2 separate regions of the Mus musculus genome follow, and region 1 is linked to region 2. Evidence: chromatin loops called from intact Hi-C (ENCODE). Cell type or tissue: heart. All regions are shown on one strand. Links, peaks and the distances in the headings refer to the core of each region. The heading gives the core; the rest is flanking DNA. Region 1 overlaps Ms4a20 (membrane-spanning 4-domains, subfamily A, member 20). Region 2 overlaps AW112010 (expressed sequence AW112010).

Region 1 (7,618 bases), core at 857-5,856, 77 kb before region 2:
CATACACTCCCACTTTCTGGCCCTGGCATTCCCCTATGCTGAGGCATAGAGCCTTCACAGGATCAAGGTCCTCTCCTTCAATTGATAACCAACAAGACCATCCTCTGCTACATATGCAGCTGAAGCCATGAGTCCCTCCATATGTACTCTTTGGTTGGTGGTTTAGTCCCTGGGAGCTCTGGAGGATACTGGTTAGTTCATATTGTTCTTCCTCCAATGGGGTTGCAAACCCCTTCAGCTCCTTGGGCCCTTTCTCTATCTCCTCCACTGGGTGCCTTGTGCTCAGTCTAATGATTGGCTGAGAGCATCCACCTCTATATTTGTCAGGCACTGGTAGAGCCCCTCAGGAGACAAGAATATCAAGCTCCTTTTGACAAGCACTTGTTGGCATCCACAATAGTGTCTGGGTTTGGTGACTGTATATGAGATGGATTCCCAGGTGGGGCAGTCTCTGGATGGTCATTCCTTCAGTCTCTGCTCCACACTTTGTCTCTATAATTCCTCCCATGGGTGGTTTGTTCCCCCTTCTAAGGAGGACCGAAGTATCCACACTTTGGTCTTCCTTCTTCTTGAGTTTCACAAATTTTGTGAATTGTATCTTGGGTATTCTGAGCTTCTGGGTTAATATCCACTTATCAGTGAGTGCATATGAGGTGTGTTCTTTTGTGATTGGGTTATCTCATTCAGGATGATATCCTCCAGATCCATCTTTGGAGAATTTTTTTAATTTTTTTTCCATTTTTTATTAGGTATTTAGCTCATTTACATTTCCAATGCTATACCAAAAGTCCCCCATATCCACCCACCCCCACTCCCCTGCCCACCCACTCCCTCTTTTTGGCCCTGGTGTTCCCCTGTACTGGGGCATATAAAGTTTGCAAGTCCAATGGGCCTCTCTTTCCAGTGATGGCCGACTAGGCCATCTTTTGATATATATGCAGCTAGAGTCAAGAGCTCCGGGGTACTGGTTAGTTCATAATGTTGTTCCACCTATAGGGTTGCAGATCCCTTTAGCTCCTTGGCTACTTTCTCTAGCTCCTCCATTGGGAGCCCTATGATCCATCCATTAGCTGACTGTGAGCATCCACTTCTGTGTTTGCTAGGCCCCGGCACAGTCTCACAAGAGACAGCTACATCTGGGTCCTTTCAATAAAATCTTGCTAGTGTATGCAATGGTGTCAGCGTTTGGATGCTGATTATGGGGTGGATCCCTGGATATGGCAGTCTCTACATGGTCCATCCTTTCATCTCAGCTCCAAACTTTGTCTCTGTAACTCCTTCCATGGGTGTTTTGTTCCCAAATCTAAGGAGGGGCATAGTGCCCACACTTCAGTCTTCATTCTTCTTGAGTTTCATGTGTTTAGCAAATTATATCTTATATCTTGGGTATCCTAGGTTTGGGGCTAATATCCACTTATCAGTGAGTACATATTGTGTGAGTTTCTTTGTGAATGTGTTACCTCACTCAGGATGATGCCCTCCAGGTCCATCCATTTGGCTAGGAATTTCATAAATTCATTCTTTTTAATAGCTGAGTAGTACTCCATTGTGTAGATGTACCACATTTTCTGTATCCATTCCTCTGTTGAGGGGCATCTAGGTTCTTTCCAGCTTCTGGCTATTATAAATAAGGCTGCTATGAACATAGTGGAGCATGTGTCCTTCTTACCAGTTGGGGCATCTTCTGGATATATGCCCAGGAGAGGTATTGCTGGATCCTCCGGTAGTACTATGTCCAATTTTCTGAGGAACCGCCAGACTGATTTCCAGAGTGGTTGTACAAGCCTGCACTCCCACCAACAATGGAGGAGTGTTCCTCTTTCTCCACATCCACGCCAGCATCTGCTGTCACCTGAATTTTTGATCTTAGCCATTCTGACTGGTGTGAGGTGGAATCTCAGGGTTGTTTTGATTTGCATTTCCCTGATGATTAAGGATGTTGAACATTTTTTCAGGTGCTTCTCTGCCATTCGGTATTCCTCAGGTGAGAATTCTTTGTTCAGTTCTGAGCCCCATTTTTTAATGGGGTTATTTGATTTTCTGAAGTCCACCTTCTTGAGTTCTTTATATATGTTGGATATTAGTCCCCTATCTGATTTAGGATAGGTAAAGATCCTTTCCCAATCTGTTGGTGGTCTTTTTGTCTTATTGATGGTGTCTTTTGCCTTGCAGAAACTTTGGAGTTTCATTAGGTCCCATTTGTCAATTCTCGATCTTACAGCACAAGCCATTGCTGTTCTGTTCAGGAATTTTTCCCCTGTGCCCATATCTTCAAGGCTTTTCCCCACTTTCTCCTCTATAAGTTTCAGTGTCTCTGGTTTTATGTGAAGTTCCTTGATCCACTTAGATTTGACCTTAGTACAAGGAGATAAGTATGGATCGATTCGCATTCTTCTACATGATAACAACCAGTTGTGCCAGCACCAATTGTTGAAAATGCTGTCTTTCTTCCACTGGATGGTTTTAGCTCCCTTGTCGAAGATCAAGTGACCATAGGTGTGTGGGTTCATTTCTGGGTCTTCAATTCTATTCCATTGGTCTACTTGTCTGTCTCTATACCAGTACCATGCAGTTTTTATCACAATTGCTCTGTAGTAAAGCTTTAGGTCTGGCATGGTGATTCCGCCAGAAGTTCTTTTATCCTTGAGAAGACTTTTTGCTATCCTAGGTTTTTTGTTATTCCAGACAAATTTGCAGCCTACGTCTTGCCTGGGCAGCTGTTTTGTGATCTTCATATTCAAGAAAGCAAAAGCCTCTGTTTTTTTTCTTGTCATCAGGTTGGTGGTATAAAATGACATCTGTGAGACCCTCTGTCACTTTGCTAAATTCCTCAAGAATCTGTTCCTTGGTTTTACTCTTAGGAATCGAGCCCACAAAAAGCCTATTGTTGGCAACTGAGATGCAGACACCAATGTGCTTCCCGGAACGAATTTCATGATTATTATACAGTTTAACAGCCTCTTGTGCTGCTTCTTTTGTACAAAAAGTGACAAACGCATAACCTCTGTTGAGACCAGTGAGCGGATCCATCATTAAACGAAGATCCCATATAGGTCCAGCTTTCTCGAATAATGGAACAAGCTCATCCTCAAACAGATCTCTGGGGATCTTCCCCACAAATATCTCAGTGCCAACAGAAGGCTGCTGACCTGAATAAACGGAATCTGGAGGTGGTCCTCCATACTTCCTCTGACCTGTAGTCACATCAAGTGTGTAGCCTGTTCTTTCCAAAGTGCCTTAATCTTTGCCTCATCTGGTCCTTTACTAGAGTCTGCTACTTTGGTCCCCTGTTTTTCTCTCTGCCTGTAAGTCTTCATGACTCCACATAAAAAGGCACTTTTGTTCTGAACATGAGAGAGATCACTGTCTTTAAACTGTTGAAGCACTGCCAATGCGCCGTCTTCATTGAACTCTTTTAAAGCTTCGATAGCTCTTTCATCTAAATCACTATGTGCAACTAGCCCTGCAACGTAAATTTCATCTAGTTTTTCAGCAACTTTCTGTGGTAAACCAGCATCAAGCAATGTCTGAAAATTTTCTGAATGGATAACTGCTGAAGTAGTATCCATGGGCTCTTCAGTACCATTTCCATTAACATGTTCTGTAGCCATGTTTCCAGAGATCTCCCCGCGGGGCTGGGGCCGAGGAATCCTGTCCGACCGGGTCGGCTGGCGGGGAACGCGTGCTCGCTGCTCCCTGTGTCCGGCGCGAGTGGAGCTGTTGTAAAATGGCGGCCGAAGCTCACGCCGCTGGCAGCAAACCCGATCCAGTTCCACTCGCCTCCGAGCGCGCTCCCGGTGCGCGCGCGCCCCCGCGTGACCCCCCTTCCCTCCCCTCCCTGGCGCGTCCGCTTCTCTCCCTCACTCCCTCAGCTCAGCCCCTGCCCTCCGACAGCACCCCCTTCTCCCCTCGCCACCTCCGCCAGCCGCTAGCCGCCCTGCCCTGTCCTCTCAGCCTTCGTCCTTCCTTCCCTGCACCTCCTCCCCCAGCTTCCCCACTCCCGTCCGCGGCCGCTCACACACGAGTGGCCGCCCTTCTTCCTCTCTGGCTCTCTCTGGCTTCACGCCCTCCCTCGCTAGCTCTCTCTCGGCCCCGTCCCCCTGGAGCATTTTTTTTTATTTTATTTTTTGTTATTGTTCTAAAGGTTTCAGCTGGTCTGTTAAGTTTTTAGTAAAAGATCTCTCCAGTTTTGTTTTGTTTTTTTAATGTAGGCACTTAGTGCTATGAACTTTCCTCTTAACACCACTTTCATTGTGTCCCATAAGTTTGAGAAATTTGTGTATTCATTTTCATTGAACTCTAGACAGTCTTAACTCTTTTCTTTATTTCTGTCTTGACACATTTTTCATTCAGAGTTGTTCAGTTTCCATGAATTAGTAAGCTTCTGCTGTTTCTGTTGTTGTTGATGATGATAACCTGCTTTAATCCACGGTGGTCAGAAAGGATGAAGGATGTTATTTCTATTTTCTTGTATTTGTTGAGATTTGCTTCATGTCTAAGTATAAGCACCTCATGGTACCTTCTCCAAATTTGGCCATATAATTGGTCACAAAACAGGCCTCAACAGATACAAAAATATTGAAATTGTCCCATGCATCCTATCAGATCACCATGGACTAAGGCTGATCTTCAATAACAACATAAATAATAGAAAGCCAACATTCATGTAGAAAATGAACAACACTCTACTCAATGATACCTTGGTCAAGGAAGGAATAAAGAAAGAAATTAAAGACTTTTTAGAGTTTAATGAAAATGAAGCCACAACGTACCCAAACTTATGGAACACAATGAAAGCCCTCTCTGGTTCTTAAGAGAGTGTTGGTTACCTGGTAGGAAGTGCTTCTGAGATCCTGTCAGGTGGAGGTTACAGGTACAATGTGTTTATAGGTATTGGTATATGACACTTAGGGATAGATTTGGGCTAGGAATGCTAAAGGAGTCAACAAGAGAGAAGAAAGCAGAGTGTGCCACAAGAATCTGCTTAGTCCCATGGGAATATGGCAGAGAGGGGGTCAGGTTCACAACAGGTGGTCTGCTACAGAGCTGGAGATGAGATTGGGGGATTGGATTTGGAGATGAGGATGAAGAATAAAGATCTGAAGCTTGGCTACCTGCTTCCCTGGAATGGCTAATGGGTCCTCCAGAAGTGCCTGTGGAAGTTGGCTGCTGAGACAAAGGGATGGGGCAGTGATGGAGGTTGTAGAAGAAGACCTACATGATCTTCTGGATACGGGAGCAGAAAGGAAGAGAGGGCACAGCACATGTTCTGCTGCAGAGACTTGGGGAGTAGCTTTGGAGGAGAGAAAGGAAAGTGAAGATCTGGAGATTTGTCATCTACCTGCTTCCCTGGACCGGTAGTGGGTTTGCTATTATTGTATTGTTTAAAGAACCCCTATTTTTTAAGTGTTAATCTTGTTTTCCACATTCTCCTGACAATGTGTTCCCCCATATGTCATCCTTCCATATGGCTTAGAATGTTAGTGCCAGCGTGTTAGTCAATGTTGTATTTCAGTATCAGAAAAACAGTCACTTCTTGTCCTACTTGCTGGGGTTTTATGCAATGCTGGTGGTAGACTAGGGACTGTCTCTCTATTTCCTCTTTCTAGTATCCACATTTTAAAAAGAAGAAGAAGAAGTTCACTGTGGGTGTGCAGGTTTGAATGGTTCTCTGTGTCATGCTCTGAGCTCAGCTGTTGGGTATTGTCAGGGGACCTCAGGGAAGCTCTGAAATTCAGACACGGGACTTCAGAGAGCCAGGATCCCCTCCTACACTTCACCCCAAGATGAAGTTGAAGAATGAAATGTAGAGGCTGAGCTCACAGTGGCATCTTATAACCAGAGAGAAATAATCAGATCATCATCACTAAAGGAATCTTGGACAGTAGATATCCATTGCTTCGGAAACCATGATGTCTATAATCAGGTCCAAGTGTCTATGGTTTGGCCTGAGGATATGTCTGCCTCACTATTTCTGGCTGATGCTGATGTTGCAGTCTGGAGCCCCAATTAACAGCTTCTGTATTATGTGGTCACTTTGAAGGAACATTGAAATCACTTGGGTTACATACTGGAATTGAGTACATGACTATGGATATCAGAAGGACATTTTACTGGAGTGGCTAAAGCTGAAGAATTGAGGCTTCTGCCCAAGCAGAGCATACTCAGCAACGCTGTTTTAATTTCCAAAGGATGGATATCAAACTTCTCAACCACTTCTGATAGAGATGGTGTGATAGTCTAAGTCTAACATGGAATCTGTGTGTGGTTTTGGGCACCTGCATACTCTAGAAAATGGGGTGAATTTGGTTTCTTTGTCTTTTGTCACTACCTTAAAACAGGGTTTCTTACTTCCTCAGAATCTTGAGGGGAAAGTTCTGGCTTGCATGACTGACCAGCAATCTCTTGATAACCTCTGTATGCAATCCTTCACTAAGAACATTCTCTTCTAATGAATAGCATTGGGAAAGACTGGAGGAAATGTTTCAGTTCATGAAGAAGCAGAAGTAGATGGACATCCAGAAAAAGAACTGAACAGAAAAGCTACAACACCATTTTAAGGTCCTCCAGATGATGTAGTTGCTCAGGCTAGGACTATATGGTGTAATCTCATGGGTCCTCTGTATTTGTGATCTTATCTCTTATAGGTTTCTGCTCAATAGCAAGGCCATAAATCTCAGGGGTGGAAAAATACCTCAAATTACTGTGCTGGTCTAGTCAAAAGAACCTCCTTCAAGGAAAAAAATTTATTTACTATTCCATTTATCTGAGGCATTGTGACTTTCTTCCATGAACTCACAGAGATCTGCCTGCTTTGGACTCCACTTGATGGGATCTCAAGTTATGCAGAGTCATGTCTGTCTTAAATTGCATGTTTATTTAAGAACATTCCCTGAAAAAAATTCAGATTCCACTCCTGTAACAGTGCTCTCTGATGTCATTACACATTTCTTTGAAAAAGTGCCTCTACATAGAATATGTGACGTGGTTTCCTGGATGAGTCCACTGCAGATGACTCTGCTGAAGAGATTATCAGATTCTTCATGGGAATCTGATGTAACAGAGTCCTACAGAGAGTAAGGATGTGGTTTCCAGCTCTAGTCCTAAGGAAAGTCAGGTTTCTGTTTGGTGCCAGATCCTATGCAGGTATTCTCTTCTCAGGCACATAACTCGAGAAATGATGCTTCAGCACGACAGGTACTGTCTTTAACATTGTTTGGGTGCAAGGTACATCCTGACTGAACAAGGGGACTGACCTAGCATCATTTCCTACTTCATATGGTTAGGTTGCAATGCTGAATTGTATCTTTCACTAAAATGCTGTGTTCTGTCAGAAATTCATCATGAATAACTTCTATATCACTTTAAGACTGTTGAGTATGGTAGGTAATTGTACAAAATGATGGCCTGGGATTGTAAGAGAAAAGCCTAGTCATTTTAGTAAAACAAAGAACATACAATACCTACATCAAATTCTGACACTTGATTAAATATGAAAAAATTTCTAGGAAAAAACAAAACAAAACAGGAAAATTCCAAGATGTAATATTCTCACAGCAAAGAAACATGAGAAAAACAGATAACAGAAACTTCCAATCCTATAAAAAAGCTTTGGTTC
Region 2 (7,618 bases), core at 1,128-6,127:
TGCTGGGGCTCTCTGGTGGGTGGAAATATGTTTGCTAAGAGGGTAGGTCTCTAGAAGGGACTTCCTGTTTTTGGCTTCCTGCCTAGAGTAAGGAGGAATCGCACAGTGTCTGAATCCTACAGGTTTGCACATCTTTTTTGCATCCTTATTACTAAGCCTTGCTGTCTCTATATTCCCTAGGTACATATATACCAGACCCAGGTCGTCATGACAAACACACTGGAAACCTCAAGTGGAAAAAGCCACCCACTGGGTCGTTCAGGAGAGATCCAGTCTTTAAAGAAGCAAAACTAGAGACCAAAATAAGTCCTCTTCCTTCTAGATGTGCATCATCTGCTTCTTCCTTCCCTAGAAGACTGAGGGAGCTATCTTTCACAGAGTGTATTCAGTGGTATACGTGGAGCTCAGAAGTAGACACTTGCCTTGCCTCTATTAGGACTTGATTGAACCCAAATACCACAAAATTCTTTCTCTCTGCTGAGAAAATGGAAATTTAAGATGGGAACCAAGCACTGTGTGGTCAACATCCATGAGCATGGTTTAATATACATACCATGTGCTTGTTTTTCTGCTTGTGAACTTGTGAGATAGAAAAACTCCCAAGTCATCCACTTTTACTTGTTATCATTCAGTCACATAATAAATTTCGATTGTGCACTTGATATGTGTGAGGCTCTACTCATAGAAGAGAAGTGGGGGATGGTGGGTGTTGTGATGCAGTCCTTGACTTACAGACACTTTTGGCTTCCACAGAGATACCATGTAGGCAATTTCCCCTTACACGCCACAGCATGAGGGAGAGAAAGAAGGGACACACTGATGCATGTGGCTTATTCTGTCTGGTGTTGGTACAAGTGAGGGATAGGGCAAATAAAGAGCCAGGCTGGTTAAGGGGGCAACATATCACTGTGTCATTTAAGGCTGCCAATAGGATCTTCCTTTTAATAAGGAGCCCAGCATTTGGAAGGGCTCTAGGGAGAGAAATGATCCAAGGGAACAGTTAAATGCTGTCCTTATAAAGTTTATGAGACAGCAGGACCACTGAAGCAGCACAGAAGATAAAGAACAAAAGTGTGAACTGCAGAACTATCTCCAGGAGAAGGGAGAGCAGTTTATGGGGGTTGTTTTGATTTGCTCCGTTTTGTTTTGTTTTGTTTTGTTTTGTTTTGTTTTGTTTTGTTTTGTTTTGTTTTGTTTTGTTTTGTTTTGTTTTGTGACAGGATTTCTCTGTGTAACAGCCCTGGCTGCCTTGGAACTTGCTTTGTAGACTCGGCTGACTTCGAACTCTGAGATCTGACGGCCTCTGCCTCCTGACTTAAAGGATGTTCTGCCATACTGGGCTTGAGAGTTTAGATTTTTATAGGATAGTTTAAGTTGGGTGGGAGCATGGTGGGAGAACATGAAGGGAAAGGGAAACTGCTGTAAACAAATGAACAAAAAGAACTTTCTTCAGCAGAAATTTTTATCTTGTCATGAAGAAAACAGGATGTAACTGCAGCCAGGGAAGCAGGCAGGTCTTCACCCCTCCCTCAGCTCCTTCCAAATCAATTCCCAGGTCTTATCTCTAGTTCTGTAGCAGACCACCTGCTGAAGGCTCCTTCCCCTACCTACCCCTTCTGAGTGGATCACACAGATCTTTCTCTAAATAAAGAAAATGGGCTACTTTTATACAGTGGAGTATTTTACTCAGCTGTTTTTTACAAGGACATGAAATTTGCAGGCAGATGGATGGAACTAGAAAAAAATAAATAATTTTTTTAAAAAAGATGTCCTGAGGAAGGTGATCCAGACCCAAAAAGACAAATATGGTATGTGTTGTAAGTATAAAAAGATAAAGAGATATAAGAATATGTCCTATGGGGGTGTGGTGAGGTATGGGGGAAGGAGGTGCCTTGTCGGGCCCATGCCAAGGTATCCCTTCCCCCGGAGGGACCAGCCACACAAGGGTACAGTATAGAATAGAGTTTATTCAGGGCATGGGGAGGGGAGTAAAGAGGGTAGTAGAGGCAGAGAAAGGCAGAGAGAGGGAGAGAGTAGAGAAGAAGAGGCCGGCCATGACCAAGTAAGGGGGCAAGAGGCAAGGGAGAGAGAGGGCAAGCAGCCCCTTTTATAGTGGGTCAGGCCTACCTGGCTGTTGCCAGGTAACTGTGGGGGTGGAGTCCAGACAGAATACCAACAGTATGCCTTCACTTATTAGTGACTATTAGCTGTTAATTAAATGATAATCAAGCTACAATTCACAGACCCAGAGAGGCTACGTAGCAAGGAGGGCTCTTTAGAGGTTGTGTGGACCTCCCTGGAAAGGGGAAATAGACTAGATTCTGCGGGTAGGCTGAGGGTGGTGAAGATGGGGATAGGAGGGATTGGGCTGGGGAAGAAGGATGAAGGGGAAAAATACAGGGAGAGAAGACAGGAACTGGAGAGCACTTGGCAGGGATGTGGGAACCTCATGTCGTGGAAACTATTGAAGACTCCTAGTAGTGGAGGACAGGAAACCTGAACTGTTCATCTTCTGTAACCAGGCCAGGCTTCCAGTAATGGGACTGTAATACCAACCCAGCCACAAAACCCTCAATCTACAATCTGTCCTGCCTGCAAGATGTGCTGGGGTAACAGAACTGGTGGGAGTGGCCAACTTGACACCCACACTATTAGACCCACACCATGTTTAACACTGCCTTGATGAGCAGGACCCTGAGGCCGGACAGCCCAGAGACCTAGGGTAGAACCAAACACGACTGGCAAAAAATTTTAATTAAATGATTCCTAGTGGTGTATTGTATTTATACATCGATGCCTAGCCTTCGCGCACAGAATCTGCACTTGGTTCTCCTTCAGTTGCTTACACTAGTTCAGCTGCTCCACCCCACTAGTCCAACTTCTTGGTGAAGGCCTTGTCGTCCATGGTGGCGAGCCATGCGTCCCTGCCGCCTTCCCTGAAGCTCTCCCTGGGCAGGACCACCGAGCCACAGAGCACTCAGCCAGCGCCCCGCCCAAGCTCAGCGGGCAGCCCGGGGCCGCAACCTCCTGGATCTCCCGCCCCGCCCCGCCCCGCCCCGCCCCGCCCCGCCCCGGCCATGCGCCAGGGGCGCGGCGGCGTAGGGCTCACAGCTCACAGCACAGCCCTGCTGGGGAAGACTCTGGCCCGACCGCCGCCTGCCCGTCGGGCGCCGCCTGCAGGCCTCTCTGCGCTCTGGCGGCGGCTCTCCCTCTTTCTTTTCCCTCGGTTATCGCCCCCAGTAATACATTTTGTTGTTAACACTATTATTCCTTTTGGGATTATAACATCTAATTTTGCTACCGGGACTGGCAAAGCATGAAGATACTAGGAAAGGCAGCTGTTAAACTGCTTGACTCTTGAAGTGTCTAATGAGTGCATACGGTGGCTGTTTAAGAACTTACGTGTGCACCCTGTACAGTATATGTCTGTTGGAAACCCGGGAAAAATACAAGACAATCTGAACCATAAGTTGCTGCCTGTCGTCCTCTGACATTTTAACTTACATATGTGACTTAATTGATGGCATTCCATCTTTCTGTAGTACACCAGAGATTTATACTGAGATGTTTTGCTAAAATATAGATAGATACATATTTGTTTACTGTTGTTTATATTTCAATTTTTTTGCCTGCTTTGCCTGTCATTTGGAATCCAGGCAAAAATCCCAGTCTTATTATATCCTTTTGTTGTATATATAGCATAAGCTTGTAAATCAATAAAAGTAGCTGTAATAACTGGCACTGTTCAATAAATTTATGAGGTGTTTTTTATTTTTATTTTTTGTAAATGTTGTAGGCTTATCCTTCGGCGAAAAGCTTCTACATTTTGCTTCAAAAGTAGAAGATGGAGCTGGAGAGATGGCTTAATAGTTAAGAGCACAGGCTGCTCTTCCAGAGGACCCAGGTTTGATTTCCAGCATCTGCATGGCAACTCACGACAGCCTATATGTAACTCAGTCTCAGGAAGATCAATGCCTTCTTTTGGCCTCCAAGAACACTGTATGCCCATGGTGCACAGACATACAGTTGGGCAAATGCTTGTACACATAAAATAGAAATAAATAAAATTTTCATAAATAAATAGCGCTTATTTCTTTTTTCAATTGGGTATTTATTTCAATTACATTTTCAATGCTATCCCAAAAGTCCCCCACACGCTCCACCACCCACTCCCCTACCCACCCACTCCCACTTCTTGGCCCTGGCTTTCCCCTGTACTGGGGCATATAAACTTTGCACGACCAATGGGCCTCTCTTTCAACTGATGGCCGACTAGGCCATCACCTGATTCATATGCAGCTAGAGACACGAGCTCCAGGGGGGTTATTGGTTAGTTCATATTGTTGTTCCACCTATAGGATTGCAGATCCCTTCAACTCCTTGAGTACTTTCCCTAGCTCCTCCATTGGGGGCCCTGTGATCCATCCAATAGCTGACTGTGAGCATCCACTACTGTGTTTGCCAGGCCCCGGCATAGTCTCACAAGACACAGCCATATCTGGGTCCTTTTACCAAAATCTTGCTAGTGTATGCAATGGTGGAAGCTGAATATGGGATGGAACCCGGATATGGCTGTTTCTAGATGGTCCATCTTTTCGTCTCAGCTCCAAACTTTGTCTCTGTAACTCCTTCCATGGGTGTTTTGTTCCCAATTCTAAGAAGGGGCAAAGTGTCCACAGTTTGATCTTTGTTGTTCTTGAGTTTCATGCGTTTAGCAAATTGTATCTTATATCTTGGGTATTCTAAGTTTGAATTATTGATGGTGTCTTTTGCCTTGCAGAAGCTTTGCAATTTTATGAGGTCCCATTTGTCAATTCTCGATCTACAGTACAATCCATTGCTCTTCTATTCAGGAATTTTTCCCCTGTACCCATATCTTCGAGGATTTTCCCTACTTTCTCCTCAATAAGTTTCAGTGTCTCTGGTTTTATGTGGAGTTCCTTAATCCACTTAGACTTGACCTTAGTACAAAGAGATAGAAATGGATCAATTCGAATTCTTCTACATGTTAACCGCCAGTTGTGCCAGCACCATTTGTTGAAGATGCTGTCTTTCTTCCACTGGATGGTTTTTGCTCCCTTGTCAAAGATCAAGTGACCATAGGTGTGTGGGTTCACTTCTCGGTCTTCAGTTCTTTTCCATTGGTCTACTTGTCTGTCTCTATACCAGTACCATGCAGTTTTTATCACAATTGCTCTGTAGTACAGCTTTAGGCCAGGCATGGTGATTCCACCAGAGGTTCTTTTATCCTTGAGAAGTTTTTGCTCTCCTAGGTTTTTTGTTATTCCTGATGAATCTGCCCATTGCCCTTTCTAATTCGTTGAAGAATTGAGTTGGAATTTTGATGGGGATTGCATTGAATCTGTAGATTGCTTTTGGCAAGAGAGCCACTTTTACTATATTGATCCTGCCAATCCATGAGCATGGGAGATCTTTCCATCTTCTGAAATCTTCTTTAATTTCTTTCTTCAGAGACTTGAAGTTCTTATCATACAGATCTTTCACTTCCTTAGTTAAAGTCATGCCAAGGTATTTTACATTATTTGTGACTATTGAGAAGGGTGTTGTTTCCCTAATTTCTTTCTCAGCCTATTTATCCTTTGTGTACAGAAAGGCCATTGACTTGTTTGAGTTAATTTTATGTCCAGCTACTTCATTGACGCTGTTTATCAGGCTTAGGAGTTCTCTGGTGGAATTTTTAGGGTCACTTATATATACTATCCTATCATCTGCAAAAAGTGATATTTTGACTTCTTCCTTTCCAATTTGTATCCCCTTGATCTCCTTTTGTTGTCGAATTGCTCTGGCTAGGACTTCAAGTACAATGTTGAATAGGTAGGGAGAGAGTGGACATCCTTGTCTACTCCTTGATTTTAGTGGGAATGCTTCTAGCTTCTCACCATTTACTTTGATGTTGGCTACTGATTTGCTATAGATTTCTTTTATCATGTTTAGGTATGGGCCTTGAATTCCTGTTCTTTCCAAGACTTTTATCATGAATGGGTGTTGGATTTTGTCAAATGCTTTCTCAGCATCTAATGAGATGATCATGTGGTTTTTGTCTTTGAGTTTGTTTATATAATGGATCACGTTGATGGATTTCCGAATATTGAACCATCCCTGCATCCCTGGGATGAAACCTACTTGGTCAGGATGGATGATTGTTTTGATGTGTTCTTGGATTCGGTTAGCAAGAACTTTATTGAGGATTTTTGCATCAATATTCATAAGGGAAATTGGTCTGAAGTTCTCTATCTTTGTTGGGTCTTTCTGTGGTTTAGGTATCAGAGTAATTGTGGCTTCATAGAATGAGTTGGGTAGAGTACCTTCTGTTTCTATTTTGTGGAATAGTTTGTGAAGAACTGGGATTAGATCTTCTTTGAAGGTCTGATAGAACTCTGCACTAAACCCATCTGGTCCTGGGCTTTTTTTGGTTGGGATACTATTAATGACTGCTTCTATTTCTTTAGGGGATATAGGACTGTTTAGATCATTAACCTGATCTTGATTTAACTTTGGTACCTGGTATCTGTCTAGAAACTTGTCCATTTCATCCAGGTTCTCCAGTTTTGTTGAGTATAGCCTTTTGTAGAAGGATCTGATGGTGTTTTGGATTTCTTCAGGATCTGTTGTTATGTCTCCCTTTTCACTTATGATTTTGTTAATTAGGATGCTTTTCCTGTGCCCTCTAGTGAGTCTGGCTAAGGGTATATCTATCTTGTTGATTTTCTCAAAGAACCAGCTCCTCGTTTGGTTGATTCTTTGAATAGTTCTTCTTGTTTCCACTTGGTTGATTTCACCCCTGAGTTTGATTATTTCCTGCCATCTACTCCTCTTGGGTGAATTTGCTTCCTGTTGTTCTAGAGCTTTTAGGTGTGTTGTCAAGCTGCTAATGTGTGCTCTCTCTAGTTTCTTTTTGGAGGCACTCAGAGCTATGAGTTTTCCTCTTAGAAATGCTTTCATTGTGTCCCATAAGTTTGGGTATGTTGTGGCTCCATTTTCATTAAACTCCAAAAAGTCCTTAATTTCTTTCTTTATTCCTTCTTAGACCAAGGTATCATTGAGAAGAGTGTTGTTCAGTTTCCACGTGAATGTTGGCTTTCTATTATTTATTTTTTTATTGAAGATAAGCCTTAGCCCATGGTGATCTGATAGGATGCATGGGACAATTTCAATATTTTTGTATCTGTTGAGGCTTGTTTTGTGACTAATTATGTGGTCAGTTTTGTAGAAGGTACCATGAGGTGCTGAGAAGAAGGTATATCCTTTTGTTTTAGGATAAAATGTTCTGTAGATATCTGTTAGATCCATTTGTTTCATAACTTCTGTTAGTTTCACTGTGTCCTTGTTTAGTTTCTGTTTCCATGATCTGTCCATTGTTGAAAGTGGTGTGTTGAAGTCTCCCACTATTATTGTGTGAGGTGCAATGTGTATTATGAGCTTTACTAAAGTTTCTTTAATGAATGTGGCTGCCCTTGCATTTGGAGCGTAGATATTCAGAATTGAGAGTTCCTCTTGGAGGATTTTACCTTTGATGAGTATGAAGTGCCCCTCCTTGTCTTTTTTGATGACTTTAGGTTTGAAGTCGATTTTATTAGATATTAGAATGGCTAGTCCA

What was found. A loop is a pair of places that touch in the nucleus more often than their neighbours do. Peaks named below come from ENCODE experiments on the same cell type or tissue, not always from the same donor. Only the 100,000 strongest peaks of a DNase experiment are listed, where the experiment ranks them.
Region 1: it touches region 2 in a loop (5-fold over the local background); 3 of 42 quality-filtered maps call a loop at or near these places.

What each region holds. Positions count from the first base shown.
Region 1 is chr19:11,117,503-11,125,120 of GRCm38, reverse strand. All of the region lies in intron 1 of Ms4a20 (membrane-spanning 4-domains, subfamily A, member 20), which reads left to right. It also overlaps the pseudogene Gm6501. Among named protein-coding and RNA genes, the nearest start is that of Ms4a20, 9.6 kb to the left of the region's middle. In heart, for the core only: no CTCF peak of the experiment used is centred there; a DNase peak (open chromatin) is centred at 3,910; H3K4me3 peaks cover 939 bases; H3K27ac peaks cover 601 bases.
Region 2 is chr19:11,040,656-11,048,273 of GRCm38, reverse strand. AW112010 (expressed sequence AW112010) reads left to right here. Exons shown (of 3, transcript NR_102366.1): 3 at 181-662. Among named protein-coding and RNA genes, the nearest start is that of AW112010, 6.1 kb to the left of the region's middle. In heart, for the core only: a CTCF peak has its summit at 3,183 (motif pointing left); a DNase peak (open chromatin) is centred at 3,043; H3K4me3 peaks cover 891 bases; H3K27ac peaks cover 598 bases.